Regions from separate parts of the Homo sapiens genome. Here all the other regions are linked to region 1. Evidence: chromatin loops called from intact Hi-C (ENCODE). Cell type or tissue: PC-3. All regions are shown on one strand. Links, peaks and the distances in the headings refer to the core of each region. The heading gives the core; the rest is flanking DNA. Region 1 holds the start of MIR935 (microRNA 935). Region 2 holds the start of CACNG7 (calcium voltage-gated channel auxiliary subunit gamma 7). Region 3 has its middle 32 kb from the start of VSTM1.

Region 1 (11,039 bases), core at 3,040-11,039:
CCAAATTCTCTCTCCCCTCCACTCCAGCAGGGCTTCTGTCCCCACCACTGCACTGAACTGACATCTTATCTTATCAAGATCACCAACCCTGTCCATGTCATCAGACCTAATGGTCACTCTGCTCTCTGCATCCTTGTCCAAGTCTCAGCAGCCCTTGGCACAGCTGGCTGTCTCCTCTCCTTCTTGAAACACAAAGGTGCATTTGCCCTCTGTAACCCTCCTGGTTTCAGCCTACCTCGAGATCACTCCTAAGCTCGTTTTGCTACATCCCCTTCTCCCCCAGATGTAGATGTCCCCAAGGCTCTGGCCAGGGTCGCTTCTCTGTCCCCACCCCCCTGCTAGGCCACGTCACCCAATCCTGTGGCTTTATGTTGACGTTTCCAAAACTTACGTTTTTGAGCCACGGCCTCTCTTTCCCCCAAACTCCAGTCTCACATATCCAACTGGCTATTTGATACCACAACTCGGATTTCTCGAAGGCAGATCTATCTTGACACATCCAAAAGAGAAGCCTTGGTTCCTCCCTCCCAAAGCCACTTTCCTGATCCCAGTCTCCTCGTTCCTGGTAACAATCCTCATCGGTGCCCATCAGAGATGTGCGTGCCCAATTCAGAGAGTTCTTCTCTTCCTGGTTCCTTTTCCTTCCCTCCTCTATGACATCCAGTTCACCACCAATGCAGGCTCTAGCCTCCAAAATCCCATGCCTTCTTCCACTTCCTCCATCCCACTAACTCCACCTTGGTCCAGGCCTCCAGCAACCAGAGGAAGGCAACAGCCCGCTACCTCCTTCCTTCCCCTTTGACTCCTGAAGTCTACGTATGCTCAGCACAGCAATGTAATTCTGCTGTTCTTGTTTAAATAAAAATATGAGGCCGGGCGCAGTGGCTCACTCCTGTAATCCCAGCATTTTGGGAGGCCGAGGCAGGTGGATCATTTGAAGCCAGGAATTTCAGATTGGCCTGGCCAACACGGTGAAATCCCGTCTTTACTAAAAATACAAAAAAATTAGCCAGGCGTGGTGGCACATGCCTGTAATCCCAGCTACTCAGGAGGCTGAGGCAGGAGAATCACTTGAACTTGGGAGGCGGAGGTTGGCAGTGAGCCGAGATCAGCCCACTGGACTCCAGCCTGAGACAGAGCAAGACTCTTTTTCAAAATAAATATAAATAAGAAAATAAAAATATGATCATGGCATGCCTGTGCTCAAAACCCTCCAAGCACTTCCCATCAGATCTAGAATAAAATTCAGATTTCTTCCCAAGGATCCAAGGCCCTAACTGATCAGCCCCTACCCTGTGCCTCTGTCCTATGGTGGATCTGCTCACCGCACAGGCCTCCTCGAAGACCTGCTACTTTTCTGGGCTTTGGGGCTGCCTCTGGTGGGTGGAATGCCTGGCCCCCAGACTTTCTCACCTCTCTTTCCTACTCACAATCCACATCTCTGTGACCTCTGCCACAAGGTCTACTCCAAGGACCTCATCTAAAGTCATCCTTGCTCTGTCATTCTGTTACCACTCACTGTCGCCCAGGCTGGAGTGCAGTGGCGCGATCTCAGCTCACTGCAACCTCTGCCTCCTGGGTTCAAGTGATCCTTCTTTCTCAGCCTCCCAAGTAGCTGGGACTACAGGCACACCAGCACACCCAGCTACTTTATTTATTTATTGGTAGAGATGAAGTTTCACCATGTTGACCAGGCTGGTCTCGAACTCCTGACCTCAAGTGATCCACCAGCCTCGGCCTCCCAAAGTGCTGGGATTACAGGCATGAGCCACTGCGCCCGGCCTTCAGCTTAATTTTTAAAGCACTTTTTGGTTACTGAAATGATATTATTTATTGTTTATCTCTCCAGTGTGTTTCAGGAGAGCAGGCCCTTGTCCGTCTATTTGCCACCACATCCCCTGGCCGAGATTGGGTCTAGAACAGGTTGGCACTCAATAAATATTTCTTGAATACTGGGAAAACAACACACCAGAAATGGAGCATTCCTTGACGCTGCGCTTGCTTCTGAGTCTCCACGTTGCTTTTTGTGCGAATCTCTGAGTCTGTCTCCGGCTTACCTCTCCCTCTCTATCTCTGTCTCTGTGTGTGTTTCTGCTATCTCTGGGACTTCTCTGATTTGTGCACCTGTCAGTCTCTCCTCTTCCTCTTCTCTCTCCTCTGTATCACCTTCCTGTCTTTGACTTTTTCTCTGTCTGTGACTCTACTAGTTTGGTCTCTCCTGCTCTCCCCCTCCCTCCCCATCTTGCTCTTCCTCCTGCCTACCCTCAACCTCATTCTTTCTCTCTCTCTCTCTCTCTCTCTCGTTCTGTTTGGCCTTCAGACTCTAGAATCCATTCTCCCCTAACCAGTTCCCTCTCCCTCTTCCAGCAAATATTTGCTGTCTCTCAATTTTTTTTTTTTTTTTGAGACAGAGTCTCGCTCTTTCGCCCAGGCTGGAGCGCAGTGGTGCCATCACGGGTCACTGCAGCCTCACCCTCCCAGGCCCAAGCGAGATCCTTTCACCTCAGCCTCCTGAGTAGCCGGGACTACAGGCGTGCACCACCACACCCGGCTAATTTTTGTATTTTTGGTAGAGACAAGATTTCAATATGTTGGCTGGTCTGGAACTCCTGAGCTCAATCTGCCTGCCTCAGTCTCCCAAAGTGCTGGGATTAGGAGCCACAGCACCCGGCCAGATTTGTCTCTTTTAACACCCGCTCCGGCATCCCTCTTCTCTCCACGTATCCGTCTCTCTCACTCAGCGCTTCTCCGTCTCACTGATTTGTATTCCTTTTCCTACATTTCCCAGCATCTCTTCCTGAAACCGCCTTGGCAGAATTCTTCCTAGGGACCTTCAGTCTCTCTCTTCCTGGTCCTTCCACACAGGCCTCGGAGAGAAATTCTGAACACCCAGCTCTGATCTGTACCCTTCCGTCAAGAGAAGGGCACGCAGAGCCCCTGGCAGCATGGCACCACCGCTGCCACGTCCTCCTCAAGCTGCGTCTGTGCCTGTTTTCCCGCCAGACTGGGAGCCCCTTGAGAGCAGGGCAAGATCAAAATCACCTCTCCACTCCCAGCACCGCCCAGCACAAGGCTTCGGGGGAGGCCTCAGGAAACACTTGCTGAGCAAATATGGAAGGGAAGCCTACTGGGCGCTGTCCCCTCTGCCTTCTCAGTGAACTTCAAACCCATCCCCTCCAATCACCGCACAGCCCTTGCCCCCGCGCAGCTGTCATCCTCTCTCACCATCCTTAGAAGAGCCTCAGTCCCTCTGCCTGGAACTCAGGCACCTTTTTCTCTTTTTTTCTGAGACAGGATCTCAGTCTGTTGCTCAGGCTGGAGTGTAGTGCCGCGATCCTAGCTCACTGCAGCCTCGAACTCTTGGAGTCAAATGGTCCTCCTCCCTCAGCCTCCTGAGTAGCTGTGTCCACAGGTGTGCTCCACCACGCCCGGCTAATTTTTTTTAATGTTTTGTAGAGACAGGGTTTCGCCATGTTATCCAGGCTGGTCTCAAACTCCTGGGCTCAAGTGATACTCCAGCCTCAGCCTCCCAAAGCGCTGGGATTACAGGCATGAGCCACCGCGCCCGGCCACCCTGGTACCTTTACACTCTAGCTTGTGGCTACTTTCCCGGCCTCATCTCCCAGCCCCACCTTGTACATCAGCATCCCAGAACTGTTAGCACTGACCCCAATACATCATGCTCGTTCACTTCCTCCCGTTTTCACCCAAGTTGTTCTTTGGCCCCACAAGCCTTTCTCATGCCTTTCATCAACCAGAAGATGCCCACTCATTTCTTCAAGACCCAGAATGGGCATCATATTCTCCAGGAAGCCTACCCCAAGTGCTGCTCACTCCTGGCAGTTGGTCACTCTGTCCACCGTGTGCCACGGTACCCACGGTGGTCCGGGTTCCAGCACCGATTGCCCTGCCTGGATGGCGGTGTTTGATGACAATAAACTGCTTGAGAGCAGGGCTAGAGTCTGTTTCACCCCTGGGGATCTGGATCCTAACACACTTCCTGGTACCTTAGCAGATGGCCAAAAATGGCAATGGGTGAGTGGCTGAATGAACGAGTGACAGACACATGAGTCTCTAAGCCCCACGGCTTTCTCCTGCACACCAGACACCATGACTATGCTTCAGCATCTGTGTAATTACGTGCTTCCTCCCACAAGAGTGTGAGCTCCAAGGGCCCGTGCCCATGTTTGATGCTGTATTTCAGCACATCTCTGCCTCCTACTCTTGCCTCCGAGTTCCTGTCTTCCCTTTGTACACCATTCACGTTAGCGTCCTGCTTAAACCCGTTCCACGGCCCTCACCACTCCTAGAATAAAATCTGAACTCCTGACCTACGAGCCCCTGCACAATCTGGCCCTGTCTGTGTCTCCGGCCTCACCTTGATCCCCGCTCACCTGCCTCACTACCCTTCAGCCCTCGCTGCAAGCTCCTTCCTGCCCCGGGGCCTTTGCACGTGCTGCTCTGCCTGCCACACTCCTGCCCCAGCTCCGCCCTGCTGGCTTCTTCTCATCCTTTCACTGTCCACTGAAATCTCTTCCTCACAACTGGGTTAGGCTCCCCTGATGGAGCATTTCATAGCATCTCGTTTCTCCTATAGCCTAACTGTAATTTATTGTGTATGTACATGATCGATTAATGCCTGTCTCATGCACAAGATGTTTACTCTATGAGACGTCGGGGCCCCTGGCTGTTTTCCTGCCTCCTGCACGCTGAGCACGGAGCACAATGCCTAGCTTTTTAAGGCGCACAAATAAATTGCCGGTAATGAATGAATGAATGAGAAGGCCCTTTCTGTGCCTCGTTCGTGTCCCCTGCTCCAATGCCTTCTTATGTACCAGTGCCTGGTACACAGTAGGTGCTTAATAAGCCCTTGTGGAATAATGAATGAAAAAAATGAATGAATGCCCGCGTCCAACCCTTCTTTCTGCCTTTCTGCATCCCTTCGCTGTGTCTCTTTATATAGGGCATATATATAGTTTGTGGGTGTAACTATGTATTCGTGTATTATGGGCCCCTCTCCAGGAGTTGGGCTGGGCTGGGAGTCCCTCCCTCCCCTCCCCCCGCCCCGCCCCCCATGCACACAGCAAAACATGAAAAAGAAAACATCTCGAAACTGCAAAAAACACCATGGCCCTCCCCCCTCCCCATAGATCCCCCAAAAAAATAAAACACGACGCTCCCTCACAGCGGCCCCCTCCCTCCCCTGCCCCCTCCCTCGGGGTCCCTGCTTCGGAGGGGGAGGGGGGCGGGGAGGGTGGGCGTGGGGCGGGCCCAGCAGTCTCCAGCGCGCTCACGGGGGAAAGCGGGGGCGCCCCCGACCCCGGCAGCCTCGATGCACGCGCGCCCGCGCACGCGCCCCGGACACGCCCCTCGGCTCCCCCGCCGCGCCCCTACACAGGCGTGGTTTTCCTGTTGAGCGTGTTGGTGTTGGAGGCGGCGGCCTCCTTGGCCAGGGTCCCGGGGGCGGGCGCAGAGGGCGCGGGTGGCGCGGGCGCGGGCGGGGCGGGCGGCCCGGTGACCGTGACCGTGACGCCGCCGCCCGCCTCCTTGGGGAAGGCGTTGTGCAGCGTGAGGAAGCCGGACGCCCCCCCGCGGTCCCGCTCGGCACCCGCCCCGCCGCCGCCTCCGCCGCCGCCCCCGGCGCCCCCGGCCGCGCCGCCGAACGCCCCCACGGCGCCGCCGCCGCCGCCGCCGGCCCCCGCCAGCCCCGCGGCCACGCTGCCCTTGGAGGGGTCGCGGCTGAGCGTGTACATGGAGATGTCCGTGGAGGCAAAGCCCGGGCCCCCGGGGCCGCCGGGAGACGCGTCCCGCGACGGCGACGGCTCGCTGGAGCGGGAGCTAGAGCGGGAGCGGCGGCGGTAGCGGAAGCGGTAACTGGGCAGACGGAGGATGGCCGAGGGGCCGCTCCCGCCACTGCCGCCCGCGCCCCCGCCGGCCTTGAGCAGGTCCGAGCGAGACTGGCAGTGCGCCTCGCGGCTGCGCTCGATGTAGATGTTGACGGCCAGCACGCCTATCACCTCGGCCAGGATGAACGACAGCCCGCCGAAGTAGAAGGACCAGCCGTACGAGTAGTGGTTTTTCTTCTCCTCGTCCCGCTTCGGGCCCGGCTCGCCCGCGTTGGCGGAGATGTACACGATCACGCCGATGATGTTGCTCAGGCCTGGGCGGGGACGGTCAGACGGGAGCCTCGAGGCCACCCCCGGCCCCGCCCCCGCCCCCGGCCCCGACCCCTGCCCGCCTGCGCCAGCGGGCCCAGGCGCCACCCCCAGGCGGTCTAGGCCCCACCCCGAGTGGTCTAGACCCCCGTCCTGGATCTGGCTGACCCAAGTCCTGCCAGAAGTGAACACAACTCCCCGCCCGATGCTCTAGGCGCTTCCCTGCTGGTCTAAGCTCCAACCCAGAGGGCTCCGGCCCACTCTTAGCTGGCCCAGGCCTCACCTCTGCTGGTCTAATCCAACCCCGGCTGGTCGAAACTCCATCCCCCAGGTGGTGTAGGGCCGCCAATGGTCCAGACTGCATCATGCGTGGTCCTGGCCCAGGCAGGCTCAAGCACCCCCTCAGATGGTCTAAATTCCACCCCCAGGTGGTCCAGGCCCTGCCCTGAATGGTCCAGACACGGCCCTGGATGGTCCAGGTCCTGCCCCCAGATAGCCCACGGCCCACCTCTGCCGGTCTAACCCAGCCCTGGCTGGTCTAAACTCTGCCCCAGGTGGTCTAGGACCCACCCCCAGATGGTCTGGGCTGCCCCCACATGGCATAAACCCCACTCCTCTAGCTAAGGTCCCAACTCTGCTGGTCTAAACCCCACCCTGGCTGGTGGTAACTCCACCCCAAGCGGTCCAGGCCCCACCCCTAGGTGGCCTAAGCCCCACTCCCAGCGAGTCCAGGCCCTGCCCTGACTGGTCTAAAACCCACCTTTGATGAGATGAGTTTCCAGGCCCTGCCCTAGTTAGTCTACCTCCACCCTTAACGTTATAAACCTGGGTTTTTCCCAAGCCTCATCCCTCTGCTCCTTTGAACTCTGTTAATGATGTCATCCTGCTGTGATCAGGCCCTGCCTTTCACTTATCTAATCTCTCTTCATATAATTCCTGCCGGAGTATCCATTCTAGGCCCTCCCCTACTGGTCAAAAATTTGCCTTTAATAAAGCAGGCCCCGCCTTCTACTCTAGGCCCCACCTCCAGCTTACCAAACCCCGCCCCGTGCGGATCTTGGCCAGGGTCCTTGCCGGTCTCGGGTCCTTGCCGGTCTCAGGTCCAGCTACTCCGGCCTTTCAGATCCTCCAAGCCCCACCCCTTGCAGATCTAGACCCATCCCCAAAGCACACCCTGCTCTTCAAATATGCAAAGCCCTCCCTCTTCTCTGTATTCTACTCCTCCAAAAAAGCTCTGCCCCTGGAATTTCCCAATGCTACTCATACGGGGTAGAAAGGGGGCCTTACCCCTTAATTGCGTGCCTCTTAAGTGTTCCAGTCCTAGCTCTCTGCTCGTCTAGGCCCTAGCTCTTGAGACGGCCAATCCCAGGTACTGACTGGCTTTGGTCGGCCTCTTGCTTCAATCAGCCAGGTTGATTCTCTGTGCCCTTAAGGACATAACCCCTCCCCCTTTGGCTTTTCCAGGCATCGCCCCGTCTTTTCTAGCCTCTCCTTCTCCAAATGGCCACGGGCAAGGGCCGATTCAGTCTCCCTTACCCAGCCCCTTTAGTTTCCACTTCCCGGCCCTGGACGGTTTCCCAGGACCAGCCCCCTCTTGGATCCACCAAAGTCTCCAAAGGCCCGCCCCTTAAAGCAGGCTCCTCATCGGCGCTCAGATCACTTTCTACCTCTCCTGGGCCCGCCCTCCAAGACCCAGCCCCGCCTCTCTATCCTCAAGAGCCCAATTGTGTCTCAAGGTCCCACCCCCTCCCCAGCTCCTCCCCTTCCGTCTCCAGGACGGCGGGCTTGGGATCCTAAGCGCCCGGCGTCTTACGCGCCAGACACCTGCCTGTGTCGGTTTACTCCTCCGAAGGCGACGCGAGAACTACACCCACCTTACCCAGCGGGTGGCGATGGAGCTTGGGGACCGCCTAGGAAGGCTCCGGGCCCCCGGGGGTGCTCGGGGCAAGGTGGCTTTGCAGACACACGAACGCGCACTTGCACTCACGCGCGCGCGCGCACACACACACACACACACACACACACACGTGCGCGCCCAGGTGGGCCGCCCCGGTCGCCCCCTCCCTCTGCCTCTCACCTGCTGCCACGAACAGGATCCCTGCGCCCAGAATGATGTTCCTCTTGGACTTGTAGACGCGGGAGGCCGCCACGCACACACCCCCGAGCAGCAGCAGGATGGCGCTAAGGATGGGGAAGATGCTGGAGGCCCGGACAACTCCTGCGGGGGAGGAAGGAAAGGAAAAGGAGGGAGAGCGAGGGCGGTCAGACGCGGCCGCCTGCGCCCCCTTCCCGGCCCCCCATCTCGCGGCGCCTCCCGACAGTTCTGTGATTCTCTCTCTCCGGCTGTGTTCTGGTTTATTTTACTGTTGCCTCATTCTCTCTCCTGTTTTTAAAATTTCTCTATTTCTCGGTCTGATTTTCTCTCCCTCTTTTTCTTTGTCCTTTTCTTTTTTCTTCGGACTATTTTTCTCTCTCTTGGAATATCTTTCCCCCTCTTTATTTATCGAAATCACTCTCCCTGTTTTTCTCCCAACTTCTCCATGGATCCTCTCCCTTTCTCTTTCTCGTCCCTTCCTTCCTCTCGTCTGCGAATTTCTTTCTCCATATCCCGCAAATCACTTACTACCTCTCTCCACACCCCCTCCCATTTTCTGCCTCGCTTCATCTATCTGGGTTTCTCTCTCTCTCTACATTCCTTCCTTCCTCCTCCTCCTCCCGTTTCTGCCAGGCTGAATCTACTTCTGAGTTTCTCTTCCCTTCTTCTCCTCACGCCCCCACCCCACCCAGTTTTATTGCTGGCTTCATCTATCTTTCTGGCTCTGTCTCCCCTCTCTCCTCTTATCTGCTTGGCCTCGTATGTCTTCATAGGTCCCCCCCCACCCCGCTTTTTCTGCCTGGCCTCATCTGTCTTCCTAAGTCTCTCTCCCACTTTTTCTCCCTGGCCTCATCTGTCTTCCTAGCCACCCCCACCCACAACTTTTTCTGTCTGGCTTCACCTATCTTCCTAGGTCTCTCCCCCCTCTTTTTTTTTCTGCCTGGCCTCATCTGTCTTCCTAGGTCTTTCCCCACCCCACCCCACCCCACCCCTTTTTTCGCCTGGCCTCCTCTATCTTCCTGGGTCTCTCTCTCCCCTCCTTTTCTGCCTGGTTTCTTCAATCTTCCAGGTTTCTCTTCTCTTCACTCCCTTCCTCTCCCTTCCTCCTTCCCTCCCTCCCTACCCCCTTTAGGCCTGACTTCGTCTATCTCTCTTTCTCCCTCTTTTCCTCCCTCCCTTCTTCCCCTTATCTCTCTCTCCCCGCCCCCACTCCCCGCCCCGCCCTCCTCTTTTTCTCTGCAGTCCTTCCTTTCCACCCACCCCTAAAACCCCAGGCAACTAGATTTTGCGATTTCGGAACCTGGCTGAGGCCGCAGCCAATCATCATTTAGGATTTGCCGCGTTCTCGGGGTAGCTACCAATGGCAATACAGGCTTTCCCAGCCGGCTCCCAGTAGTGGCCCGTCACCGCCGCAGATTGCCCCACAGCTCTGCGGCGCGGTGGCCAATCCCAGTCCGGGATTCCACAACCAGTCACGGCGCAGAGTCGCCGCGAGGGCCAAAGAGAGCAAAGCGGCCAATTAGCGCCCAGGATCCTCCCTCAGCCCGCCCCAAGGTGAGAGGAGGGGGCGGGAACGAGATCAGTCAGCCAATCGGGGACCAGAGGATCTCACTATCTGGACTCGGATTGGCTGGGAGGCTAACCTCGGCGTGTCGATCCAAGTGCCGGAGTCCCAGTGCCTTTTCCCGGCACCCACCCCGACGCCTTCCAGGCCCCGCGATTTGACCCACTCCCCACGTCTGTCCCGGACCCCCACGTACGGAGTAGATACTCCGCGCTGTCGTGGTCGTAGTCCGTGTCCTCCGGGAAATGATTGATCTTCACGCAGACGCCTCTTTTCAACCCTGGAGGAGCGGGGAGGGCAGTGGTGGGGGCGGATACTTCAGGGTTGGGGGCGGGGCAACCCCACTGACAACCGACCCTTCCCTTCCCCAAACCCCTTCTCTCTCTGGGCTGCTTGGGAGACCGCAAGTCCTGGCTCCTGAGCCCGACTCGTGATATGGGACAAACTTTCAACTTCTCTGGTCTGTTTCCCCGCCTGTTAAAGAAAAGAAGAAAAGCAAGGAAAAAAACCCAAAGTCTAACATCCTTGCAGCACTCACTGCAAGGCTACAGGACCTTGGTCCTGTAAGCTGCGCTAAGTTGCTCCAGCACTCTGGACTTCCGGCTCCCACCTCTGTAAGAAAGAGGGTGTTGTTGGCTTCAATAATAGCAAGGCGCTTCCCACCTCTCAATTGGTTGAAAAGTCTGGAAATGCGTGGGAAAAAAAACAAGGAAAGTGATGCGGAAGCCGATGAGGACTACATTTCCCATGAGACCCCGTGAAGTCTGGAGTCCAGTTGTGAGAAGAGCAGCCGCAGTGGATCATGGGAGTTGTAGTCTCTAGTCCTGTGGGGATGGGGAGAGAGAGGTTCCAGTCTCTTTCTGCAGGGAACCTGGAACCTTCTGGAGAGAAATGGAGTAGTTGAAGCAAGCAGAGGTGTGTGAGGGGTGGAGTATGCCTCTAGGGGTCATGCATCCTCATCTCCTTCCCCTCCTAAGATGCTCATCCTCAGCTATTTTCTCATCCTTGGGAACAGTTAATGTTTTACCACCTCTAGCACATAGCTGGAGAAAAAAATTAAAAATATAAGTATAAACAATGTAGTTTCCTCAACTGCCCAGCTCTGTCCAGTTCTGCAGACCTCTGCCCATGCTGTGGAACATTCCAGCTCACATTCTTTGCTGATGTAGTACTTTACCTGCAGCAGGCAGCTCAGGAGGCACCTTCTTGAGGAGGCTTTCCCTAG
Region 2 (9,519 bases), core at 1-8,000, 75 kb after region 1:
GCCTTTCCTCCTTTGGGACCCTCCCCCCAGGCCTGAAGCCTCCTCTTCTCCCTCTTTCTCCCACCCTTTCCCGGATTCAGGCATTTGAATCTCCGGGGTCCCCTTCTGCAAGTCTTAAGCCCAAACTCCATCTCTCCTCCATCTCTCGGGAGACCGTAACTCCCCCTTTCTGGGACCCCTTTCCAGACCCACATCCTGCTCTGGCCGGGCCTGGGTCCTCCGCCCTCGCCCCGTACCTCGCCTTCCTCAGGGACCCGGCCTCTGCCCTCCCCAGCCCACGCTCGCTGCGACTCGGACGCGAGGAGTGCAGTTTCCCACTCCGGGACCCTCGGACCCCGTCCTCCGGGATCGCCAGGCCCAGGTGTCCCTGCATCCCCCATAGCCGCTCGAATTCGGGCGTCCCGACCGCCAGGATCTCACCACCCCTGGAGCCACTCGGGTCCCTTGTTGCCCCAAACCCGGCTCGCAGCCACCTCGAGGGGCGCCCCTTCTTCCTCCCAGGACCCTCCGCTAGCGCTCACCTCGCTCAGGGCTGGGCGGACGCTCCGGGCCGCGGGCCCCGCAGCCGCATGACCGGCCCCGAGGCTTCCCCCGGCCGCCGCCGCCGCCACCGGGGTCGCCGGTGCCCGCGCCCCCCGCCCCCGCCCCGGAGCCCGGCGTCCCGGCCCCCTCCCGGCCTCCCACCCCCCACCCCCCGCGGCCGCGGCCTCACTCGGCGGACGGAGCCGGGAGCAGGAACCGGCGGCCGCTCATTGGCTACTGCGGAGGAGGGGAGGGGCGGGGAGGGAAGGGGGGAAGGATGCAGCGAGGGAGGGAGATGGGCCTTGAGGATGGGGGAGGCAGAGAGGGAGAGAGAATAGAAACAGAGGCAGAGAGCCCGAGAGGGGCAGAGGCACAAAGAGAGACAGGGCAGAGAGAGAAAGTCACGCCGAGACCTTGAGGCCGAGAAATCCAGGGACTCAGGTCTGGAGACTGAAGGAGACACAGAGACAGAGAGAGACAAAGAGGGAGAGAGACAGAGTTTAAGACCACCCCTCACCACCTAGGCGCAGAGATTCTGAGGCCTGGGAAGTGGAGAGGTCAGAGACCAGGAAGAGACAGAAAGAGACAGGGGGACGCCCAGAGGCCTGGGGCTGAGAGATGCTGAGACCCAGAGACCTTGAGCTTGGAGAAGAGACAGAGACAGAGGCAGAGAGAGAGAGACAGAGAGACAGAGAGAGACAGAGAGAGACTCTGAGAAGGAGAGACAGCAGGGACAATCCTGGGGGTCCCCTGACGAGGACTGGGGCTCTAGCCAGGCCTGGGGCGGAGCCTGGGGTCTGGACGGCTGCAGGAAGCGGGAGGGGGCGTCCCGGGCCGGGGTCCCTACAGCAGCGGGCGGGCGCAGAGCGGAGTCGGGTCCTGCAGCCGCCGCGGAGCCAGGAGCCGGGCCACCCCCCCCCCCCGCCGTGATGTCAGCGGGGCCACTCTTAAAGGGGCAGGCCGCCCGCCGAGGGTCGGAGCGGGGGCTGGGGCCTGCGGGCACTGGATGGGGGTGTCGCGGCGGTGATGAGGGAGAGAGGGGCAGCCCCAGCATCCACCCGGACCGGGTCATGGAAACCCAGGAGACTGCAGGGAAGAAGACGTGCCCGGGTCCGCAAGGAAGACTGCGAAGCTTTGGGGCTCAGTCCCCTCCAAACACACAGACAAGGCACACCGCTCCACTGGTCTGGCCCTGACCGGAGACTACATTTCCCATCAGCCCTGGCGGCAAGGAGCCGCACTTGGGGGAAGGGTCTGCCGCGAGGCCTGCGGGGAAATGTAGTCCATCTGCACGGTCCCCGGCACTCCCCAGACTCTCAAGTGGGTCAAGGGAAAGAGGCCCAGAAGGCGCGTCTGCCTGCCGTGTGCCTCCGTCGCCGATTCCTAGGCTCTCGGGTTCTGGCTGTTTTTGGTTGCTCTGGCGTGGGGGTCTCTTCCTCTGATCAGGTCTCTAGGTCTCTCAAGAAGAGGCCAGACTGTGATCTCCCCGCTTGGGAAGGACTTCTCCCCGGTGTCTGAGCCTGGGGGTGCATGTGAGCTTGCGTGGCTGCTCTGGTGAACACGGACGCGCTGGGTCTCTGCGCGGGGGTCGCCACCTGGCACTCTCAGTGATCTCCGTGCCCCTCTCTCGCTGTGCACTGTCCACGTTGGTGCCCTCTGTGATATTTTCTCTCCCTGTCTCTGTCTGTCTGGGTCTCCTGCCTCTGTCTGCGCGCGCTTCTCTGCTTGCTCCCCTGCAGTGGGTGTCTCCCCTCTCACTTTGTGGGTCTCCGTGCTTTCCTTCTCTGTTTGTGTCTATGTACAGTCACTGTCCCGCCTCCACACCCCGTTCATTCTCCAAGCTTACAAGAAAATATCCAAACACTTCAGCATCAGCATCCCAAATTTATTCTCCAGCAGCTGTGGCCGGGTGGGAGAGGCTAAGGGAAGAGGAGGGGAGGAGGAGAGTCCCAGAGAGTGGCAGGCACTGGGGAGAGTTGGGGTGGGTCCGAGCCAGACAGGAGCCATGCACGGCAGGCGGGCTGCGGGGAGAAGTGATGGCTTCGGGATGGGGAAGTCTAGAACAAAAGCTGATTGGGAGCCTCTGGGGAAAGAATCCTCCATATATCCCAGAAATCCCCAGAGCACAGCAGCGGGACGTACTGGAGGAGGGGGGCACGCCTCCCACTCATCTAGAACTAGAGTGGAGGCGGGGAGCCTCGGAGGCCGAGGGCTGTTCTGGAACCTGAGTCTGGAACAGCCAACCCCGTGAGGCTATTTCCCCAGGGGCGGGGTCTGGGGGGAGGCACAGAACTACCAAGATGGAGTCTCGAACCCCATGGAGTTGGGGATGGTTAGTGGTGTGGTCTCTGGACCCGATTGGGGCAGAGTCCAGAACGCTAAGGTCAGGGAGAATATCGGGCTCCGCTCAAGTCTTGAACGCGGGACGGCTGTAGAGGCTGTATGGAGTTCAGAAGGCCAGGAACGCTTGGGAGGGGCGTCTAGAACCCGCGGGGGCAGAGCTGGAATGCTGGGGTGCAGGATCTAGAATGGGACAGGGGGTGGTGAAGTTGGGGGTGAAGTGGGGCTGCCGCCGGCACGGCGGAGGGGACGTTGGGGACACCTAGTGGCGGCGGGTGAGATTACATGACGGGCACAGGCACTGGGCTGGTGGGGCTGCGGGCATCCGGGTGCACGAAGTCGGGGTTCACGTAGGTGAAGCCCTGGAAATCGGCCTGGTCGATGCTGGCCAGGACTAGGCGGTCTGGAGGGGTCAGCGCTGGCGCCGCCCGCGTGAAGAACTTGTCAAAGTTCTCGCCGCTGCGGCCACACTGTGGGAGACGTGGGGGAGGGAAAGTTAAGCAGCTCCGAGGGCTCCTCGGGTGTCCCTCTGTGTACCCCAGTCTCATCTCCTGTCTCCTGCAGAATCTCTATTCATGCTTCATGGTGTCTGCACCTCCTTTTGTTGGGGGCGGGGGGCTCTGCAGAGGGAACCCCACCCCCACATACAGGTATATTGAGGCCCAGGGGAACCCCACCCCTTCAGGGACCAGGTTTTTGTTGCCTGGAGGGTGACTGACCGGGCGGGGTCTGAAAGGAGGCGGGATCTCCAATCGTTCCAGCCGCTCCCAGTCAATCCAGCGGAAAAAGCCATGTGCACGGATGGTAGGTTCCCCATCAGGCCCTGAGCCCAGGCGCTTCCCTGGGTGCTTGGTCAGGAACTGTGGGAAACACAGAGAGAGACAGACAGACAAACAGACAGAGTGCCGGACAGGTAGACCCAGAGAAAGAGGGACAGAGACAGGCAGATGGAGGAACCAAGAGACACAGGCATGAGATCCGGAGAGATAAGAACAGCCAGGGGAAACAGGCAAATGGAGGGAGGAAGGGAAAAGAAAGGAGAGAGAGAGAGAAGAAAAGAAGAAGAAGAAGAAGAAGAAGAAGAAGAAGAAGGAGGAGGAGGAGGAGGAGGAGGAGGAGGAGGAGGAGGAGGAGGGAGGAGGAGGAGGAGGGAGACAGACAGAGAGCGAGACAGAGAGAGACAGAGAGGAGAGAGAGAGGAAGAGGGACAGAGAGAGAGAGAGACAGAGGGTGAGAGTGAGTGAGAGAGAGAGAGAGAGAGACAGGAAGAAGGAGAGGATACATGAAAATGATAGCAGATGAAATTCATACCCAGAGACCCAGGGACACACAGAGAAACAGAACAAATCATGAGGGAGATGGAGAAGAGGAGAGGGAAAAGGGGTAGGGGGAGAGAGGGAAGGGGAGAGAGGGACGGGGAGAGGGAAGGGTAGGGGGAGGGAGGGAAGGGGAGAGTGAAGGACAGAGGGAGGTCGGTAGGGGGAGGGAGGGAAGGGTAGAGGAGATGAAGGGGAAGAGGGAGGGAATGGGGGAAGAGAGGTTGCAGACCCAGAGAAAAGGGGAAATAGAAATTCAGAGGGTGGTACAGAGACCCCAGGTAAGAAGGCAGAAACTCAGAGAAGGGAGGAGACAGAGGAGACCCAGGGGGACAGAGATTCAGAAAGAGAGAAGGATAGAGACCCAGGAAACACACACCCAGAGGGAGGAATAAAGACCAAATATGGGGACAGAGACCCAGAGAAAAGGGAGGACAGAAAGCCAGCAGGAGAGGAGGGTGAGATGTAGCGTGTGTGTATGAGAGTGGACACAGGAGGGGACAGAGATGGGGGGTAGGGGGGTTGGACAAAGGCCCAAAAGTGTAGACAGAGATGCAGAAGGAGACACAGAGAAAAGGAAGAAACACAGAGAGCCCCATCGTATGCAGATGGAGGGGAGGCATGAGACAGAAACCAGAGAGACTGTCAGGGAGATGCAGAGAGAGCAGCTAGACGCAGAAGGTGCTGACATGGGCTGAAAATCTGCTATGGGCCAGGTGCTTTCTTCTGTGTCAACTCCATAACCCCTGAAGAGAGTTAAGCTCACAAAGTTTTGGTGACTCACCCAAGTTCACACAGGAAGAAAAGCTGCAGAAGTTGGGTTTACCTGACCCACCCAGTTCTAGACAGACAGACACCCTGGACTTTCAGCACTTCCTGCAAGCAGGGAGCTGGGGAGTGGGAGTCACAGAGAAGGATGAGACAGAGGCCATCTCCAGGCCTCGTGGCAACAGGGCTGGAAATCATTGTTCTAACAAAACCTATGCATCATATCAACTTTTCCAACAGATGGAAGTAAAGTGACTTCAGGAATGGGAGCATTTTTCTAATAGGCACAGAGACAGCAATGGGGTGTGTGGTTGTGAGCCTGGAGAAGCTGGGAGTCAGGGGGCTCTCACCCCCTTGCAGATGGCCACGGCTTCCCGGGAAAGCGACTTGGGGTAGGTGACAGTTTGTTCCATGATGGCCTGAAACAGCTCCTCCTCGTCCTCCCCATCGAAGGGAGGCTATCAAAGTGGAGGGGATAGAGAGTCAGGGACATGCCCAACTGCCTTTCCCCAAACCTTCCACACCCTCCTCACCCCACCGGGAACATGCCTGACCCATCACACGCCCCACATGCACACCTGACCACACCCTCAGGAGAGATCAGACCAAACCACCAAAGCTTGATCTCTCTCCTTCTCAGGTTCTCTCATTTCCTATCTCGGATGCCTCAGATCTGTGCATCTCTGTACTATTCTGCCTCTCTTTATCTGCTATGTAAATCAGCAGGCTGTTAATTATGCAACATGTCAGTTAAATAGAAGAGAGGAAAAACTGCAGGAAACACCCTAAAAGCATTCTCCTGGTTGGATGAGTAGTTCACAGTCTTCTGAGGTTACAAAAAATGATACCAAGGCAAAGATTTAGAGATGGGGTTTCATCATATTGGCCAGGCTGGTCTCAAACTCCTGACCTCAAGTGATCTGCCCACTTCGGCCTCCCAAAGTGCTTGGATTACAGGCGTGAGCCACCATGTCCGGCCAAATTTTTTTTTAACTTCTAACTAAAATTTAGCATTCCCTTCAGTTATGAATGCAGGCAGCAGCAGTGCTTGTGGCTTCATTATCAATAGTAATCACAGGTATTTTCTCATCACATGAGAGTTGCAGATATTCCAAATTATTAGTCATTGCTACATCAAAATTACTGTTAGAGCTCCTTTTTACTTTACTACCATTAGAACTTACTACTTAATGAATTAATAAGAAATTGCACATATGTCCATTTTCCAATTTTAAATATTTAGACAACTGTATACATTGAATTTAGTTGGTTGTTAGATTCAATTAAATTTTAAAAGTTTTGGTGACTATCTTTCAAAATGATTGATTTCTTTTGTTTGTTTGTTCTTTTGAGATGGGGTCTTGCTCTGTCGCCTGTGCTGGAACACAGTGGCATACTCATAGTTCAGTGTAACCTTGAGTTCTTGGGCTCATGTGACCCTCCTGCCTCAGCCTCCCCAGTAGCTGGGACTATAGGTGCCCACTACCATAGCCAGCTAAGAAGATGATCAAGAGTGTGGTAACCAATTTTTTTAGTTGTAGTACACTCAGCAGTCCAGGAATCCAATCAAGCTGATTTAGAATGTATGTAATTGTCTAAGCTGACACAGCCAGTAAGTGGCAAAGTGAGGATTTGAACCTTGGTTTTCTGCGTATGTATTATTCTATTTTGTGCATTGAAAAACATTCTTCTGAGAAGGGATCCATAGGCTTAACCAGACTGCTACTTTACCATCTAGGGAGAAAGAATCCATGGTAACAGAACAAACAAAACAAAACAAAACAAAACACCTGGTCTACATTAAGACAACACTTCAGAACCATGGACAGCGCTATTCGAGCACAACCTTCTGGGCTCCTTTCTAACTGGCTCCTCCTGAGATCCAGGTGCCCCTCTCTGTCTCTTTTAGCCAAGCCAGCTTCTCCCCACCTTCCCTTACCTGTCCTGCCAACATCTCATACAGCAGAACTCCAAAGGACCACCAATCGACAGACTTCCCATAGGGCTGGTAGGCAATGATCTAGGGGAGGTGGAAGGCAGGGAATCATGATGCGTTCTTTAGGAAGCCTAGGACCCCTCTGGCCTCACCCCCTGGGAGCGCTACCCACGTTAAGTGCTTTCAGCACAAGCTCTTCCCACTCTGAATATTTATTTCATCAGGTGATTTTTTGTTTCGTTTTTTTTTTTTTTTTTTTTTTTTTTGACAGGGTCTCACTCTGTTGCCCAGGCTGGAGCACAGTAGTGTGATCACGGCTCACTCAGCCTCAACTTCCCAGGCTCAGGTAATTCTTCTACCTCAGCCTCCCAAGTAGGTGGGCTACAGGTGTGCACCACCACACCTGGCTAATTTTTGCACTTTTAGTGAAGATAGGTCCTCACTATGTTGCCCAGGCTGGTCTCAAACTCCCGGACTCAAGCAATTGGCCTGCCTCCGCCTCCCAAAGTGCTGGGATTATAGGAGTGAGCCACCACGCCCAGCCTCCACTCTGAATATTTTGGCCAGCGATCTAACTTTTGGAATATTCTGGAAACAAAGCATACCTACTTCAAACATTCATTTGGCCTCAAATAGAAAGACTACCTAACGGCCAAGTCACTGGTTCCACCCACCTAGAATATTTGTGTCAGAGTCAGGAATATGTGTGTAGTTTTCAAATTTTCTTATCTTTTTTCTTTTTTGAGATGGAGTCTCACTCTGTAGCCCAGGATGCAGTGCAGTGGTGCAATCTTGGCTCACTGCAACCTCCACCTCCTGGGTTCAAGTGATTCTCCTGCCTCAGCCTCCTGAGTAGCTGGGTTGACAGGCACACATCACCATGTCCAGCTAATTTTTGTATTTTTAGTAGAGACGGGGTTTCACCATGTTGGCTAGGCTGGTCTTGAATTCCTGACCTCAAGTGATCTGCCTGCCTCAGCTTCCCAAAGTGCTGGGATTACAGGCATGAGCCACCATGTCTGGCCTCAGTTTTCAAATTTTCTACAGATGATTCTGATTACCAGCCAGGTTTTGTGATCACTGACATTGATTATTTGGGCACGAGTCAGGCACATCCTCCCAAGTAGCTGGGACTACAGGCATGTGCTTTATCCATCTATACGTACATTCAGAACATCAGCCCCACCCCTTTAACAAAGTCGGGTAATACCCCACCCACTTAAAATACTCATAGGACAGCATCTGCTCTCCCAGAACCTTAGGGATCTCACCCTGCCCTTTTTCTTTTTCTTTTTTTTTTTTTTTTTGAGACAGGGTCTCACTCTGTTGCCCAGACTGGAGTGCAGTGGCGCGATCTCAGCTCACTGCAACCTCCACCTCCCGGGTTCAAGTAATTCTCCTGCCTCAGCCTCCCAAGTAGCTGGGACTACAGGCACCCGCCACCACGCCTGGCTAATTTTTGTATTTTTAGTAGAGATGGAGTTTCACCATGTTAGTCAGGCTGGTCTCAAACTCCTGACCTTGTGATCCGCCCGCCTCAGCCTCCCAAGTGCTGGAATTACAGGTGTGAGCCACTGCACCCGGCTTTTTTTTTTTTTTTTTTTTGAGATGAAGTTATGAAGTTATGCTCTGTCACCCAGGCTGGAGTGCAGTGGTGTGATCTCAGCTCACTGCAACCTCCGCCTCCCCGGTTCAAGCGATTCTCCTGCCTCAGCCTCCCGAATAGCTGGGATTACAGGCGCATGCCACCACGCCCGGCTAATTTGTGTAATTTTGTTAGAGATGAGGTTTCACCATGTTGGCCAGGCTGGTCTCAAACTCCTGACCTCAAGTGATCCACCTGCCTCAGCCTCCCAAAGTGCTGGGATTACAGGTGTGAGCCACCGCGCCCAGCTGATCCTGCCCTCTTGAAAAATGCAGCACAGAAGTCCAGTACACTTACATCAGAGAAACACGTACAACACAGGAAATAAGCTTCCATCCAACTGAATACTCCAGGGAGAGCCCTGCCCAGTTTAAAGTATTCAGAAGATAGTCCGGACATGTTCAGTGTTGGCAGGGGACAGGCCACACCCACTCAGAGTACACTAGAAATCGTCTGCCCCTTCTCAGAAGGATCCAGGGTCAGGTCCTACTTGGAATTCCTACGAGCTGGTCCCACTCTCCTGGAACATTCACCCACAGGTGCTGCCCACCTTACCTATTTAGAGACCCAGCTGGGCCCACCTGGCAGGCTCAGTGCCAAGCTCACCTGTGCTGGAGGCTGGAGGAACGACTGGCTGTGTAAGAAGGCCACAACTCATGACAAGGTCTGAGGGTCAGGCCTCACCCGTGGTGAATACTGGACCATCAGCTACACCCTCTAAGGGATCTCAAAGCGTGACCAGAGCAGCAGGGTTGGGGTTACCTCCGGGGCTATGTAGTCCGGGGTCCCGCAGAAGGTGCGGGTTGTCGTCCCGGGGAAGACGTTCTCCTTACACATGCCAAAGTCAGTGATCTTGATGTGTCCCTCAGCATCCAGCATCACATTGTCCAGCTTCAGGTCCCTGGACGATGCAGGGGTGTGGGGCAGGAATTGCAAGAAGTGTTGAGTTCAGCAGTCTAGAGCCACATATTCAAATCCCTTCCCTTCCAGGG
Region 3 (11,039 bases), core at 1,781-9,780, 50 kb before region 1:
GGTGGAGCAGAGTGTTCCCTGACTCCTCCAAGGAAAGGAGACTCCCTTTCACCGTCTGCTAAGTAACGGGTGCCTTCCCAGACACTGGCGTTACCGCTTGACCAAGGACCCCTCAAGCGGCCCTGATGCACGCGTGACAGAGGGCTCACCTCTTGCCTTCTAGGTCACTTCTCACCATGTCCCTTCAGCACCTGACCCTATACCCGCCGGTTATTCCTAGGTTATATTAGTAATGCAGCAAAGAGTAATATTAAAAGCTAATGATTAATAATGTTTATAATAATGATTGATAATTGTCCATGATCATCTCTACATCTAATTTGTATTATGACTATTCTTATTCTATTTTCTTTATTATACTGCAACAGTTTGTGCCTTCAGTCTCTTGCCTCAGCACCTGGCTAATCCTCCACCCACACATTCCCCCATGCCGTTCTCATGGTAGTGAACAAGTCTCAGGAGAGCTGAGGTTTTTATAACGGGTTTCCCCTTTTGCTTGGCTCTCTCATTTCTCTGTCGTCTGCCACCATGTAAGATGTGCCTTTCACCTTCTGCCATGATTGTGAGGCCTCCCCAGCCATGTGGAACTGTAAGTCCGTTATACCTCTTTTTTAAAAAGTAAACTGACTGGGCGCAGTGGCTCACGCCTGTAATCCCAGCACTCTGGGAGGCCGAGGCGGGTGGATCATGAGGTCAGGAGATCGAGACCATCCTGGATAACACAGTGAAACCCCGTCTCTACTAAAAATACAAAAAATTAGCCGGGCGCGGTGGCGGGCGCCTGTAGTCCCAGCTACTCAGGAGGCTGAGGCAGGAGAATGGTGTGACCCCGGGAGGCGGAGCTTGCAGTGAGCGGAGATCGTGCCACTGCACTCCAGCCTGGGTGACAGAGTGCGTCTCAAAAAAATAAATAAATAAAAATAAAAATAAAAATAAATTACTCAGTCTCAGGTATGTCTTTATCAGCAGTGTGAAAACAGACTAACGCAAACTTCTTCGCTCCCCCTCCCCTCACTACACAGTCCCAGGTTGCAGTGTGGAGGCCACATAGGGAGTAGCAAGGTGGGGAGGAGTGTCTCTTTGTTTTCTTGCCACAGAGAGTCATTCTTTTTTAAGCTTGGGAGTTCTTGGTGGCCATCTGTCTCGCCATGTGGAGGAAGCCAGTCTTTATGGAGAAACACAAAGATGACTCAGGGAGCATCCGGGAAGCGGGAGTGAGTAACAGTGCTTTCAGCTTTTGTTTTCTTGGTTCTAATTGCTTCCAAAGCTCAGCATTCCTTCACTCCCTGCAGTTTTCTTGCCCAATCCTTCTTGAACCAAAAAAACCCAAAAAGTCCTCCTTTGATTCTAAGCTATTCTGAGAATGGATTTTGTTTTGATTGAAGGGTCCTGGCAAACATTATTAAAATGGGTGGCCCTAATGGATATCCTTTATGGACATCTATGCTGGTAGTCACACTCACTGAATTACCATAGTGAGGACTCAGCTCTGATTTTTTTTTTTTATCTTGCCCAGATTCTTATCTAAGGGGTCTGGGGTCTCATGCCCTACAAACCATAAATTCTCATCAGATGGGTTTTATTTAGCCCTATATATCGTGACTTACTTTCCAATCTGACTCTGGCATAACATTACCTAACAAAGAAGAAAATAAAAATATTTTACCCCAAAACATGTTTCTTTGCCATATTTTTAAATGGCCCTGCAAAGCTGTCCTTGGTGGGGGGGAATATTTGCATATGTAAAGGATCTCTGTTAACATTGCTAGATCTTTTTCCTCCAGGACCTCCCAATCCTGAGGAGGTTAACTGAGAATCTAGCAACTTTTGAAGGTCTGAGTAGGAAACATTTGTCATCTATTGTCTCTAAGGGCAGCCACTATAAGACTTCAAAAGAACCTTGGTCTCCACAATCTTTTATCTTAACCTGAATATTTCCTCTCTATTAATCCCAGGTCTTTAGACAAACTCAACCAATTGTCAACCAGAAAATGTTTTAATTTACCTAAAGCCTGGAAGGCCCTGCCTCCTTCAAATTGTCCAGCCTTTCTGGACCAAACCAATGTATTTCTCAAATGTGTTTGATTGATGCCTCACGCCTCCCTAAAATGTATAAAACCAAGCTGCCCCCCGACCACCTTGGGTACATGGTCTCAGGACCTCCTTAGGGCTGTGTCAGGGGCCATGGTCATTATCATATTTGGCTCAGAATAAATCTCTTCAAATATTTTATAGAGTTTGACTCTTTTTGTCAACAAGAGTAAGTCTTGATATGTGATACGATCTGAGGGAGGCTCGGATCCACAGCTGGGGTTTGGACAGCTGTAGCATCACCCTGGGAGCTCCCGCCCCAACTCGGAAGGGGCAGGGCTCCCTGCGGCTCCATAGCGTGTATAGCCCGGGCTGGGCCTCCCTGGGGCAGGTGGCGTCATGGCAGCAGCAAGCCGTCTGGAGTGGCTGCTGCCATCACCAAAGGCCCAACCTCTCAGATCACATTGGGTGTCAAGATTTAACATGAGGCCGGGCGCGGTGGCTCACGCCTGTAATCCCAGCACTTTGGGAGGCCGAGGTGGGTGGATCATGAGGTCAGGAGATCGAGACCATCCTGGCTAACATATCTCTACTATAAATACAAAAAATTAGCCAGGTGTGGTGGCGGGTGCCTGTAGTCTCAGCTACTCGGGAGGCTGAGGCAGGAAAATGGCATGAACCTGGGAGGCGGAGCTTGCAGTGAGCCGAGATCCATCATTGCACTCCAGCCTGGGTGACAGAGCAAGACTCTGTCTCAAAAAAAAAAAAAAAAAAAAAGATTTAATATGTGGCCAGGCGCGGTAGCTCACACCTGTAATCCCAACACTTTGGGAGGTCAAAGTGGGAGGATCATGGGGTCAAGAGATCGAGACCATCCTGGCCAATATGGTGAAACCCTGCCTCTACTAAAAATACAAAAATTAGCTGGGAATAGTGGCACACGCCTGTAGTCCCTGCTACTCAGGAGGCTGAGGCAGGAGAATTGCTTGAACCCAGGAGGCAGAGGTTGCAGTGAGCCGAGATCACACCATTGCACTCCAGCCTGGGCGACAGAGGGAAACTCTGTCTCAGAAAAAAAAATAGAAAAGATCTAACATATGAATCTGTGGAAAGCACCGCCATGCAGCACAGGCCCAGGATTTGAAGTAAACTGAAGAGGCTCAACACATGTGGAGGTGGCTTTGTAAATAACTTCAGGAAACTAACTGAGGGTCATGTACCAGCAGGAGCAACTTCATAAAGGGGCCATGGAGAACCTGAGTTCCTTGCTGTTAAAAAGGAATATATAAATCCTGTTAGTTCAGAGAAAGCACAGATCATCAGTCTGATGAGGATAGGGCTTAATTATGGGCTGAATTACATCTCCTCAAAATTCGTGTGCTGAATCCTAACTCCCAGTAACTCAGAATGTGACTGTATTTAGAGACAAGAGGCCGTTGTGAAAAAAGGAAATTTGGACATAAAAAAGACACTAGGGGCTACGTGTGGTGGCTCACGCCTGTAATTTCAGCACTTTGGGAAGCCCAGGTGGGCGGATCGCCTGAGGTCAGGAGTTCAAGACCAGCCTGGCCAACATGGCCAAACCCCATGTCTACTAAAAATACAAAAATTAGCTGGGCGCGGTGGTGCACGCCTGTAATCCCAGCTACTCGATAGGCTGAGGCAGGGGAATCGCTTGAATCCAGGAGGCAGAGGCTGCAGTGAGCTGAGATCGTGTCATTGCACTCCAGCTGGGCAACAGAGTAAGACTCCAACTCAAAAAAAAAAAAAAGAAAAGGACACCAGGATATGTACATCCAGAGGAAAGACCACGTGGAGACACAGCAAGAAGGCGGCCATCTGCATACAAAGCAGAGAGACCCCGGGAGAAACTGACCCTACTGGCACCTCCATCTTGGATTTCCAGCCTGCAGAACGGTGAGAAAATCCATTTCTGTCCCATAAGCCCCCCAGTGGGGGGCATTTTGTTATGGCTTCCCTAGCACACAACTGTAGGTGGTAAACATATTTTAAACATTATAGTGATCATTTGTAAAAAAAAAAAAAAAAAAAAATTCAAAGAAATATATTTTCTACAGCTTCTCTTTATGATACCCTATGTTCCAAAGGCTACCTATTGTATTTTCTAGAAGACTATAAGAATTTTTCACACATGCTGGGGCCTGTCAGAGGGTGGAGGGTGGTAGCAGAGAGAGGATCAGGAAAAATAACTAGTGGGTACTAGGCTTAATAACTGGGTGATAAAATAATCTGATAATCAGGAAGTAGTAAATACACTAGAAAAAAAATAATCTGTACAACAAACCCCCATGACACACGTTTACCCGTGTAACAAACCTGCACATCCTGCCCATGTACCCCTGAACTTAAATGTCAAAAAAAAAAAAAGAATTTTTCTAGTATCATGCCAGGCTCTGTGGTTCATGCCTGTAATCCCAGCACTTTGGGAGGCTGAGGCAAGTTGATTGCTTGAGCATAGGAGTTCGAGACCAGCCTGGGGAAAATGGTAAAACCCTGTCTATACTAAAAATACAAAAATTAGCTGAGCATGGTGGTGCATGCTTGTAGTCCGGGCTACTCTAGAGGCTGAGGCAGGAGGATCGCTGGAGCCCAGGAGGTGGAGGCTGCAGTGAGCCATCATTGCACCACTGCACTCCAGCCTGGGTGACAGAGTGAGACCCTGTCTCAAAAAAAAAAAAATCAATTTTTCTAGTGCTATACATTTAATTTTTTTTTCTGTTATGAACATTAGGTTTCTTTGCCTTATTGTTTCAAATTCTTTGGAAGCATTGTTCAATCAATCACATGAGCACAATAGTTGGTACAAAACAGTCATTATTTTGAAAGACCATCACCTGATATGAACAGTTCATTCATAAACTTGAGCCTTTTTTTGTTTTTGTTTTTGTTTTTGAGACAGAATCTTGCTCTGTTGCCCAGGCTGGCGTTCAGTGGCACGATCTCTGGTCACTGCAACCTCCACCTCCCAGGCTCAAGTGATTCTCCTGCCTCAGCCTCCCAAGTAGCTGGGATTACAGGTGCCTGCCACCACGTCCAGCTAATTATTTATTTATTTAATTTATTTTTTGAGACGGAGTTTCACTCTTGTCACCCAGGCTGGAGTGCAGTGGCACGATCTTGGCTCACTGAAACCTCCACCTCCTGGGTTCAAGCAATTCTCCTGCCTTAGCCTCCTGAGTAGCTGGGATTACAGGCGCCCACCACCATGCCGGGCTAATTTTTGTATTTTTCGTAGAGACGGGGTTTCACCATGTTAGCCAGGCTGGTCTCAATCTCCCAGCCTCAGGTGATCTGCCTGCCTCAGCTTCCCAAAGCACTGGGATTACAGGTGTGAGCCACCGTGCCTGGCTGAGTTTGTTTTGTTTTAAAGACCTCAGGGATGTACCTCTAATTGACACTACATCACATTAATCAATAGCTGCACTTTTTGCAAACTGTGGCTATGACAGTCCTGAACAAGAAGGGTTTCCTGCTTAAGCTGCAGTAACTTTTCTGACTATGGATCATTGTTCCTTCTGTGGCAGATTTTTACACCTCCTCTAATGCATTTGGGATGACTGTCTCCAAGTAACCTGCAGCTTTCCTCACTGTCTCTCCTGCTAAGAACTGTTGCCCTTTTCTGCTGTTTTTAGAACCTTCTGTTTTCATATCCACCAGTTCCACGGCCAGATCTATAACGACCACCAGAGGGACTGCCTGAGCTTCTTCCACCAAAACTGCCCCGCATAAACTTGAGCTTTTAAGCGGCATTATATATAAGCCCTATACGAGTTTAACTTGATCTTGTTAAGGTAAACAATCTGTTCAGTCTCACTTTCTTTTTGCATTGATAATTTTAATAATGTCTGATCATTTACTTTCTAAAATCACAAATGCAGTAGCAAGTTTTGGCCAGTTTCATTTTCTTAACTTTTCTCCTCCACATGGGACATGCTACGGGAAGAGGCTTAGAATCGTGGAAAGAGGAGAGTCATCTGCTTTCAGTGCTGGATACAAGGGCAGGTTGTGTGACCTTGGGAACACGTGTTAAAATCTCCAGAACTGCATGTGCCTTTCCTCATCGTGAAGACACAGATCTCGAATAGGGTTGTTGTAGATAGTATGACCAACTGTTACCGTTTTACCAGGATTGGTGTGTGCAGGGGCGTGTGTGTGTGTCTTAGGATGTGGGACTTTCGGTTTTAAAATAGAAATGAGGAATTTCCCAGGACACAGAAATTTCAGGGCTAAACCAGAGAAAATCCTGGGCGAACCGGAACAATTTGGTTGCCCTAGTTGTAAGCACGTGAGTTGCAAAGATGTAGGTGTGATTATTCCCTTGATTCAGTAAACAATTTTTTTCTTTTTTCCCATTGCCCTATCAACCCAACTCCTAGGTCTAATTCTTTACCTGTGCCCTTGGGTGACATGTAAAGCAAGTCTCATAACTTTTTTTTTTTTTGAGACAGTCTTGCTCTGTTGCCCAGCCTGGAGTGCTATGGTGCAGTCATGGTTCACTGCAACCTCTGCCTCCCAGGTTCAAGTGATTCTCCTGCCTCAGCCTCCCGAGCAGCTGGGATTACAAGCATGTGCTACCACGCCCAGCTAATTTTTGTATTTTTAGTAGAGACAGGGTTTCGCCATGTTGGCCAGGCTGGTCTCGAACTCCTGACCTTAAGTGATCCGCCCACCTTGGCCTCCCAAAGTGCTAGGATTACAGGTGTGAGCCACTGCGCCCGGCCTTCTCATAATTTTTATAGTCATCTTAGGTCATAAAGACTTCCAGCTGCTTCTTAAAAAAGTCACATACAAGAAAAAAATACAGTGTCAGCTCAGTGATTAAAATCCTTTCGGCAGGTTGCCTGCAACGTGGAGGAAGCGTGGTCAGCTTTTCCTTTATCTCCCCACGTGGAGCTTCTCCTGCTTCCCCCACTCTCTTGCAAGGCTGCAGACCTCTCACCTGCAGTTCCCTTGATGCCTGTAAATGCAGCTCCTCCACTTGGTCACATTACTGAATCCTTGGGGATCCGTCAGTACATTTCCAGCTTCTCTCTGCAGACTTCACCTCCTACCTCCAGGTGGCGCTCCTGCAAAGGATAAAAGCTCCTGGTACATTCATTCTCATATTCATTCTCTCTCCCCCCTCTCCCCCCCTCCCCCATTTCTCCCCTCTCCCCTCTCTCCCCTCCCACCCTCTCTCTCTCCTCCCACCCTCTCTCTCCAGTGAGGAAAGACCCTGTGTTAGCCCGTTCTCACACTGCTATAAATAGCCGAGGCCGTGTGTGGTGGCTCACACCTGTAATCTTAGCACTTTGGGAGGCTGAGGTGGGCGGATCACTTGAGGTTAGGAGTTCGAGACTAGCCTGGTCAACATGGTGAACGCCACCTCTACTAAAAATACAAAATTAGCCGGCTATTGGCGCATGCCTGTTGTCCCAGTTACTCGGTAGGCTGAGGCAGGAGAATCGCTTGAACCCAGGAGGCGGAGGTTGCAGTGAGCTGAGATTGCACCACTGCACACCAGCCTGGATGACAGGGGGGCTCAGTCTCAAAAAAAAAAGAAAGAGATTTAATTGACTTACAATTCCACATGGCTAGGGTGGCCTCAGGAAACTACAGTCATGGCAGAAGGGGAAGGAGAAGCAAATATCTTCTTCACAAGGCAACAAGAGAGAGAGAAGAGCAAGCAAAGGAGGAACTTGCCAAACGCTTATAAAACCATCAGATCTCCTGAGAACTCACTTTATCATGAGAACAACAAGGTAGAAGCCACCTCCATGATTCAATCACCTCCCACCAGGTTCCTCCCCCAACACCTGGGGATTACAATTCAAGATGAGATTTGGGTGGGGACATAAAGCCAAACCATATCAGACCCCATTCCTCTCTGGACCCGCCCCTCACCCCATATAACTACTCTGAATTGTCCAGTTGAAGAGACTGTCATCCTCCATCACACATCTACGGTGGACAGAGGATGGGACTCACAGCACACCAACAGCTTACGTAAACAAACACACAGAAACAAAACAAAACAAAAACTCTTCTAATCTCTGGAGACTATTATTCTAAGTGAAGTAACTCAGGAATGGAAAACCAAACATCATATGTTCTCACTGATATGTGGGAGCTAAACTATGAGGATGCAAAGGCATAAGAATGATACAATGGACTTTGGGGACTTGGGGGGAAAGGTGAGAGGGGGGCGAGGGATAAAAGACTATAAATGGGGTGCAGTGTATACTGCTTGGGTGATGGCTACACCACAATCTCACAAAGCACCACTAAAGAACTTACTCATGCAACCAAACACCACCTGTATCCCAATAGGAAAAAAAATACCTTCTAATCTCAACACTCCTTTCTTTTTTTTTTCTTTTTTTAATTTTTATTTATTTATTTATTTTTATTTTATTTTATTATTATTATACTTTAAGTTTTAGGGTACATGTGCACAATGTGCAGGTTAGTTACATATGTATACATGTGCCATGCTGGTGTGCTGCACCCACTAACTCGTCATTTAGCATTAGGTATATCTCCTAATGCTATCCCTCCCCCTTCCCCCCAACACTCCTTTCTTACCTTCAGGTGGACAAGAGGCCAAGGGTGTGGGGAAATTAGGTTTTCAGCATTTTCTCCTGAAGTCATGCAGAAATGGCCTTACTGTGAGATCTGACCTCGCTGGCATCTATAATCTTTGGGCCTGAGCAGAAACTGAGATTGCAATGAATCTACTTTGACATTCTGTTATATACATGTGCAAAAACCTTGGGAATACTGGGTATGAGCAGTTTGGAAGGAGAATGGATGGTAGGAATTCATTTTCATAAAAAAAAAAAAAGCTCATGAATAAGTGCACAAGAAAATGTAAGATCAGCCGGGCACAGTGGCTCACACCCGTAATCCCAGCACTTTGGGAGGCCGAGGCAGGCAGATCACCGGAGGTCAGGAATTGGAGACCAACCTGACCAACACAGAGAAACCCTGTCTCTACTAAAAATACAAAATTAGCCGGGCGTGGTGGTGCATGCCTGTAATCTCAGCTAATGGGGAGGCTGAGGCAGGAGAATCACTTGAATCCGGGAGGTGGAGGTTGTGTTGAGCTGAGATCGCACCACTGTACTCCAGCCTGGGCATCTCTAAAATATAAAAATTAGCCAGGCTTGGTGGCGGGCGCCTGTAATCCCAGCTGCTCAGGAGGCTGAGGCAGGAGAATCGCTTGAATCTGCGGGGTGGAGGTTGCTGTGAGCCAAGATGGTGCCACTTCATTGCAGCCTGGGCGAAAGAGTGAGACTCTGTCTCAAAAAAAAAAAAAAAAAAAAAGAGAACCCAGACCTGGAGTGGTGTCTCACGCCTGTAATCCCAGTATGGTGTCTCACTGCAGCCTTGACCTCCTAAGCTCAAGTGATCCTCCCGCCTCAGCTTCCTGAGAAGCTGGACGCACAGGCAAATGCTAATTTTTAAAAACTTTTTTGTAGAGATGGGATTTTGCCATGTTGCCCAGGCTGGTCTTGAACACCTGGGCTCAAGAGATCCTTCTGCCTCAGACTCCCAAAGTGCTGGGATTATAGGCGTGAGCTGCCACACCTGGCCTCCAGAACTATTTTAAAATAAAAAGTTAAGCCAGGTGAGGTGGCTCGCTCCTGTAATGCCAGCACTTTGGGAGGCTGAGGTGGGCAGATCACTTGAGGTCAGGAGTTTGAGACCAGCCTGGCCAACATGGTGAAGCCCTGTCTCTACGGAAAATACAAAAATTAGCTGGGCATAGTAGCAGGTGCCTGTAGCCCCAGCTACTCGGGAGGCTGAGGCAGGAGAATTGCTTGAACCCAGGAGGTGGAGGTTGCAGTGAGCCGAGATCGCGCCACTGCACTCCAGCCTGGGCGACAAGAGCAAGACTCTGTCTCAAATAAATAAATAAAAAGTTAATTTTTTGGAAAGGATGAGATAAAAAGCAGACGAAGGGCATAGAAAGGCCCTTCCAACGCGGCCCTCTCCAACATGAGGAAGCCTCCCACGAGATTTCCACTCACATCTCAAGAAACACAATTGCATCCAGCCCCTTCCTTAAATAACCACTAGCAGTGGGCGTGAGTTTACCTAACTGGGCTAAAGGTGTTTAAACTTCAGTGTGCATCAGAATCACCTGGAGGACTTGTCAAACCATAGGTTGGAGAGGAGGAGAAAGGAAAAGCTCACCTTCAGAGTTTCTGACTGATTCAGTAGGTCTGGGGTGGGGCTCAAGAATTTGCCTTTCTGACGAGCTCCCAGGTGATGCTGACGCTGCTGGTTCAGGGACCACACTTTCACAACCAGCACGTCACTAAGCCTTAGACTAATCAAGATTCATGCCTGAAACTAGAAAAGGGCCAAGTCTCCAAGGAACAAGGGTGGCCAACTGACACCTGAACAAAATCAGGGTTCTCGGCTGGGTGCGGTGGCTCAGGCCTGTAATCCCAGCACTTTGGGAGGCTGAGGTGGGCGAATCACGAGGTCAGGAGTTTGAGACCAGCCTGACCAACATGGTGAAACCCCGTCTCTACTAAAAATTCAAAAATTAGCTGGGTGTGGTGGCGAGCACCTGTAATCCAGCTACTGGGGAGGCTGAGGCAGGAGAATCACTTGAATCTGGGAGGTGGAGTTTGCAGTGAGCTGAGATTGCACCACTGCACTCTAGCCTGGGCGACAGAGCAAGACTGCATCTCAAGAAACAAAAACAAAAACAAAATCAGGATTCTCTTAGCAGAGAAGATTTTGGATTTTGAGAAACACCTGTCCCTTATATCGTACGATGACTTTTCTCTTATTTTTTCTGATCTTAATATAATTATATCAGCTTCCTGGAGAAGTTCCTCCACCACATTTTCTTACTTGTTCATTTTTCTTCAGCTGTATCAATTCTGCCTTTTTTTTTTTTTTTTTTAAAGAGACACGGTCTCACCATGTTGCCCAGACTGGTCTCGAACTCCTGGTCTCAAGTGATCATCCCACCTCAGCCTCTCAAAGTG

Evidence for each region. Peaks named below come from ENCODE experiments on the same cell type or tissue, not always from the same donor. Only the 100,000 strongest peaks of a DNase experiment are listed, where the experiment ranks them.
Region 2: it touches region 1 in a loop (2.3-fold over the local background); 16 of 110 quality-filtered maps call a loop at or near these places.
Region 3: it touches region 1 in a loop (4-fold over the local background); 9 of 110 quality-filtered maps call a loop at or near these places.

Annotation. Positions count from the first base shown.
Region 1 is chr19:53,977,201-53,988,239 of GRCh38, reverse strand. It overlaps CACNG8 (calcium voltage-gated channel auxiliary subunit gamma 8), which reads right to left. Exons shown (of 4, transcript NM_031895.6): 2 at 10,011-10,094; 3 at 8,233-8,373; 4 at 1-6,160. The coding sequence ends at 5,391. It overlaps MIR935 (microRNA 935), which reads right to left and starts at 5,933; the gene lies at 5,843-5,933. RefSeq lists an enhancer at 7,725-8,257. In PC-3, for the core only: no CTCF peak of the experiment used is centred there; DNase peaks (open chromatin) are centred at 7,209, 7,789 and 10,569; H3K4me3 peaks cover 4,289 bases; H3K27ac peaks cover 2,834 bases.
Region 2 is chr19:53,900,520-53,910,038 of GRCh38, reverse strand. PRKCG (protein kinase C gamma) reads right to left here. Exons shown (of 18, transcript NM_002739.5): 14 at 9,290-9,428; 15 at 6,886-6,966; 16 at 5,297-5,404; 17 at 3,582-3,722; 18 at 2,387-3,332. The coding sequence ends at 3,144. It overlaps CACNG7 (calcium voltage-gated channel auxiliary subunit gamma 7), which reads right to left and starts at 761. Exons shown (of 6, transcript NM_031896.5): 1 at 522-761. RefSeq lists an enhancer at 2,135-2,676. In PC-3, for the core only: CTCF peaks have their summits at 2,885 and 3,121 (motif pointing left); DNase peaks (open chromatin) are centred at 4,958 and 6,768; H3K27me3 peaks cover 3,247 bases.
Region 3 is chr19:54,026,146-54,037,184 of GRCh38, reverse strand. No RefSeq gene overlaps it. Among named protein-coding and RNA genes, the nearest start is that of VSTM1, 32 kb to the left of the region's middle. RefSeq lists an enhancer at 725-1,300. In PC-3, for the core only: CTCF peaks have their summits at 5,738 and 7,091 (motif pointing right); DNase peaks (open chromatin) are centred at 5,744 and 7,074; H3K4me3 peaks cover 1,035 bases; H3K27ac peaks cover 826 bases.